Linked DNA regions of Mus musculus: region 1 is linked to region 2. A link is a contact called in ENCODE Hi-C or POLR2A ChIA-PET data. All regions are on one chromosome and are shown on one strand. The core of a region is the stretch at or near the end of the contact, and the rest is flanking DNA. Distances in the headings are between cores, read along the strand shown.

Evidence for each region. Hi-C counts contacts between places; a loop is a spot of excess contacts on that map. ChIA-PET counts read pairs that join two places held with the same protein, here RNA polymerase II (POLR2A).
Region 1: a loop to region 2 is called in a map of left cerebral cortex, with 2.7 times the contacts of the local background. The contact joins the promoter of Gdf7 here to the promoter of Ldah in region 2. A Hi-C loop is called at or near these places in 7 of 37 maps with a recorded cell type or tissue (T-helper 17 cell, T-helper 2 cell, gastrocnemius and 2 more). POLR2A ChIA-PET finds 5 or more read pairs at or near these places in 1 of 5 experiments (Patski).

Annotation. Positions count from the first base shown.
Region 1 is chr12:8,300,655-8,303,354 of GRCm38, reverse strand. It overlaps Gdf7 (growth differentiation factor 7), which reads left to right and starts at 1,401. Exons shown (of 2, transcript NM_001312876.1): 1 at 1,401-1,788. The coding sequence starts at 1,422. It also overlaps a transcript of Ldah not described here.
Region 2 is chr12:8,206,727-8,209,426 of GRCm38, reverse strand. It overlaps Ldah (lipid droplet associated hydrolase), which reads right to left and starts at 1,301. Exons shown (of 7, transcript NM_001364261.1): 1 at 1,223-1,301. It overlaps Gm33037 (a long non-coding RNA gene), which reads left to right and starts at 1,294. Exons shown (of 4, transcript XR_381233.4): 1 at 1,294-1,399.

The DNA of each region.
Region 1 (2,700 bases), core at 152-2,651, 94 kb before region 2:
CAGCAGGAAGGCCCTGAGTAGGGAGGCCAGCAGCACAGACCGTGGTCCAGGTGCACGCGTGCCTGCTATCCAGAGGGCGAGGTGGGAGTATAAGACTCCAACGCGGGAGCCTGGGCTATGTAGTTTATTAGGAAGAGGCTTTTAGATAGCACCTTGACCTGACTCACGGACCGGGCGTGGATTCTGAGTTTGGTATCCAGAACAATGCTAAAGTAATGGATTTGGGGTCCAGGCTTTTAAATCCCTTGGACAGTTGGTCTATTTTCTGGACATTCTTGCTCTGGGGTTTGTCTGAACTAAATCGACACACATGCTGGCGCCTTCCCCCCTCAGAGCAGGAGTGGGGAGGAAGTTAGCCAAACAAAAGTCCCAGCGTCTGTATGCTCAAGAGTCGCCCAGGCATAGACCAGAGGTGGCCCTTTCCACCCATGCTCATAGAGTGCTATAACCATGCTGGCATCCGAGCGCTATTCCATGGCTTTGCAACGCAGCCTCTGGGCTTGTGGTTGCACTCTTGCCTTTTGCTCTGAAGACCTTGAAGAAATGTGGTCACCTGCCCCACTCTCCCCTTTCCCCGGGCAAATTACTTTGCACATTCAAACCCTGAGACCTAATTTGAGTAGGATTCCGCTGGTCCCCGCCTTCCTAATTCATTAAACCCTTTAAGATTTCAGCTCCTGCTTTGGCTCAAGATGCCCACCCAAAGCTTTTCCGGTCCGTGCCCATCTGTACCCTCCAGCCACTCATCCTTCATCACAGATCCTCTCCCTTTCTCTGGCCTCCCACTGTTATCTTCAGAGGGCTGTGGACGGGAGAGGGTGGCATCCAAATGTGTATCGTAAGCATCCCTAGGAACTCCCTAATGAGCATCCATCAAGGGGGCGTACGGCGAGAAAGCTGGATGGGAGGGGCCCAGTCTTGACTTGGCCCGGGTCTGGCATCCCTAGCACTCACAAGATCACGCGGAGGGCGGTGTTTCTCCATGGAGGAGTCGGGAGGAAGCTGGGCGGGTACGCGAGACGCCCCATCTTCCAGCCAAGGAGTGCGCTGAGGTCTTGGGGCGGAGGGGGGTGGGGGCTCGTAGTACCTTCGGGAGGGGAGGCGGGGCACCGCGTTGTGGCAGGAGCCTCGGGCGGATGGCCTTCTCTTGGCAAGGACAAGGACCAGGCACTACAGCAAGGGGAGGCGACTTCTACCCTGCACTGCGCGATAGGCCTGAGTTGGGGGGCTCAGCGCTGCGGGTTGAACGTTCAGCAGGGGGCGCTGCTCCGAGCGCTGGGCGGGGGTGGGGTGGGAGAGGAGGGGGGCAGCGGCTTGCTGCGCACACTTCCCCCATTATTAAACACTATGTTCAAAAGGCGTCGGGGGACTTCCCGGAGCCACGGAGCCCGTGTCGCGCGGCCGGCCGGCCCAAGGAGCCCATGGACCTGAGCGCTGCCGCCGCGCTGTGTCTCTGGCTGCTGAGCGCTTGCCGTCCCCGCGACGGGCTAGAAGCTGCCGCGGTGCTCCGAGCGGCGGGGGCTGGACCAGCCTGGAGCCCCGGGGGCGGCGGCGGCGGGCGGACCCTCGCCCGGGCTCCAGGCCCTTCAGCTCTCCAGGCCGCTGCGGTTCCGGGTCCCCGAGCTGTGCGCCGCGCTGCGGGTTCTGGCTTCAGGAACGGCTCGGTGGTGCCACACCACTTCATGATGTCGCTTTACAGGAGCCTGGCGGGGAGGGCTCCGGTCGCGGCAGCTTCAGGGCACGGGCGTGTGGACACAATCACCGGCTTCACAGACCAAGCAACTCAAGGTACTTTACGCGTCTTCTGCGCACCAGCCCATCCCGTCTACTCTTGACTGGAGACGAGCCGGGGGAGGCAAGCCTCTGCCCGATTCGATCCTGAACTATGATCCCTATAGTTATCCTCAGGTGCTGGAGAGAAAAAGTTGTCTTCGAAGTCATTGTTCACGAACCCCTAAGCCAGTCAAGGCTTGGTCTCCGAGGGCTAAGGGAGTGGGAGCCGCTCTTCAGAACAGGCTGGCAGGTTCCCCTCAAGCCAAGCGGAGCTCAAGATCCGCTTCTTTGGGGGAAGGGTCTAGTGTAGCCTTGGGCCTGGAGCCCTGGGAGAAGAAAGAAGGGCAGGAGTTGTGGCCTTTGAGTTCCCGCCAAGAGGGACGAGAGCAGTGATGGTAGTGCCTTGTGTTCAGCGGGGGACTGGGGACTATACACAAATTGAAGCTCAGGGGAATTCAGGGTAGAGCAGCTGGTATCCAATTAAAGTCATGGCCTCTCGGTATCAGAAGGACCCCTCTCAGGCAGGCCGTTTCGGGTGGATGGTGGCTTGTGTATGGGAAGAGAGTTTGGGTGCCTGCCTTCCTTCTGTGACAGTAGGCCCCAGCAGCCAGAGTCCAGGGCCTCGGCTTGTGTGGGGAGAAAAGGGATGGTTGGAGCTCAAACATCACATTTTACCCTGTGTAGGGCCCTCCAAAGGTAGGATGTGGGTGGGGTTGTGGGGTGGTTGTAGTATGTGTGTGTCATCTGGCTTTTATTAATCTCCATTGAAGTCATTAAAGCAGACAGATAGGGAAAATTTAACTAATTTCAGGCGGAAATGCAAGTAATTTTGGCTTCAATTCTGCCCAGCCAAAGATCTAGCTTGGAAATCAGGAGGGAAAGGAAGGCAAGTAGGGCTGAAAAGTGAGGCTAGGCAGCCTTTGGCAG
Region 2 (2,700 bases), core at 52-2,551:
AGCTTAACAATGAATGCTCTAAAACAAAAATAGGTTGAACACATAATCTTATATTTAATTCATATTTAATCTTTTCACATGGCCAATTTTAATAGGTTCTTGCAGTGCATGTAGGCTGCCTCCTGAGGTTGAGAACAAAGTTGCCTCACCTCTTAGGACCTCACCTCACTAGTCACATAGCATTAGCTCACAACACACTGATAAGCATATTGACCCTTTATGACACAGGCATACAATACAACGTTTCAGAAAAAGTGACCTGATATTTTGCCCATGATGATCTTAAAAGTCTCTCCTACTAACATTCCAACTTCTTCATCAAAGTAGTTTAGAAAAATGTTGAAGGCACCTGGAATGTAATAGTTTCCCAAAGTAAGAAAGAGCTTGATTAAAATATTCTTCTAAGAAGACAGCAAAGCCCAGAAAAATGTAAGAGCACACTAAAGGTCAGAAGCTACCATAAATATTATATAAGAAACAAGAGCAAGGAATTTAAAAGTAATAATTGAAAGAACAAAACTTATGGGGTGGATTATCAGCAGAGTAGTATCAACAAAGAACGAGATGAGAGAACGTGGATAGATCCACAAAATTTACAAACCTGAATTGGTGGGAAACAGTCTAAAAACTCAGCAGTAGCCCCGGGACTTGTACTACAATGACAAATGACCTAAAATTCATGCAACTAGAGTTTCAGAGAAGGCAATGTGGGGCTAAAACACACGTTTTAAGAAAGAGTATCTGGAAACTTCTCAAAATTGGGAAGGGCATAAATCTACAGATTCAAGAAGCTGAGCTTCTCAAGCTGGGGAAATGTATACTATACTATTAGAAGCCATGCATTTTGTAAAACTAAAATAAAAAAAAAAGTTAAAAGCAGTGAAACAACACATCATATGCAAGGGTAAAGGTAATTTTAATGTCAGCAGATTTCTCAGGAGAATCCACGAGGGACAGTGTCGACCACAGATGCCTGGGGAGCCCCAGCGCAGACTTGGATTTATTTCTAGAAGGCTGGCTGCCAGCGCATTGGCTTATCCTTACCCAGGGAGCCTCTGGCGACCTGGCCACAGGTCGGGCGAGTGTAGTGCCATCGCGTACCGCACGGCCTAGCGGCTGTGCACGCGGGGTGATGGCAGCTCAGTTATCCTAGCACCACCCCATGCGCAGCCCACGTGCCCTTCCTCAGACAAACCACACAGTACTGGCAGCATCACCTCACCTGCCCACTCACAAGGTATTGGGGTCGTCCGCCGACGTCTCGGCAAAGCCTCACCAGACCCGGAAGTTCCGCCTGTACTGACGTCACAGCGCCGCGCCGCGCCGGTCCCGGAAGTCGGGACCCGTAGAACGCTTTGCAAGGATCTCCCGTGTGAGAGTTTGGGTGGCAGCTTGATGGGTAGGTGGTTTATAGTCAGCGAGATTGCTGGGAGCAGCACATAGAGCGTTTCTAGCATACCACCTGAATTTTACCCGCTCTCTGTTCTTTGTCGTTTTGGTAAACGAGTTTTTCCTCTCTTTGGAGGTTCTTTCATTCCCCCCCCCCCCCCCATCTGCCCACTTTTCCTTTCTTCCACCACCAGTTGCTTTTCATTCCTGACTCATGATCACAGGAAAGTTGACTCTCAGCTGACCTTAGTGCTAGTATTCAACTTCATATAGTATTCAGTTTCATATTCAGGATAATGCGACCTTCCAGAGCTATTTCCAGCTTACTACAAACTTCAAGATAGTATCCTCAACACTTGGTACAATTGTAGGCAATCAGTGTATTTCTGTCCCCCAAAATACTGTCGCCAATATGGCAGTATTATAGCCAGAAGAAGCATGGAACTTAGAAAGAAAGAAAAAAAAAACCCATAGTAATTATCACACATGGAAAAGCTTTGCGCTTGTATCCAGCACCTCGGTGATAGTACCAACATCACTTATATTTTAACTTAAAAATCTTTTTGTATATTAGTAGCCTGGAGCCTATGGACGCTGGAAGAGGGCACTGGGTTCCCTGGGACCTGAACCACATAAGCCTATGGGTCACCATGTGGGTGCTGAGAATCAATCCTAAATCCTGTGGAAAAGGAGTTAGTGCTCATAACTACTGAACCAACATCCAACTAGCTGTGGAATGTAAACCGATAAATATCTTCATAACCCTTTTTTATCACTTCTACTTTCCACATCCAATAGGTAACATTTAATGAATATAGAAAAAGATATTCATTGTGTTAAGAGTTTTTCATGAACTAATTTTTAAACCCTTAGCATTTCAGTGTGGTCAGTATTAACAAGTGATCACTAGAGTTTGGAGATATAAATACATAAAAGTAAATGATTATGTTACGGTGACCATAGGATATGTACCAAGTGGTGTCAGTTTTATGTGTGTAAATTTCCTGCCAGTAATGCTGTTAAAGGACTACTGACATATCAAGGGCGTCTTTCTGGGTATCTGTTCCATCCTTCTTTCATCCATAGACTACATGACAGAATGCATTGGTGCAGGATTTCTTTTAATTCTTGGATATGCATCTACGATGTAGCATCTAGGTGATTTATGTTTCTGATTTCACTGAACCTGTGCCAGAAATAACTGAAGCAATTCAGACTTTATAGTTGGCCAGAGATTATTTCTGTTAACTGCAGTGTAAAATGAGGTGCGAAGAAACTGACTTTCCCACAGTTAGTTAGGAGAGCTAGGCT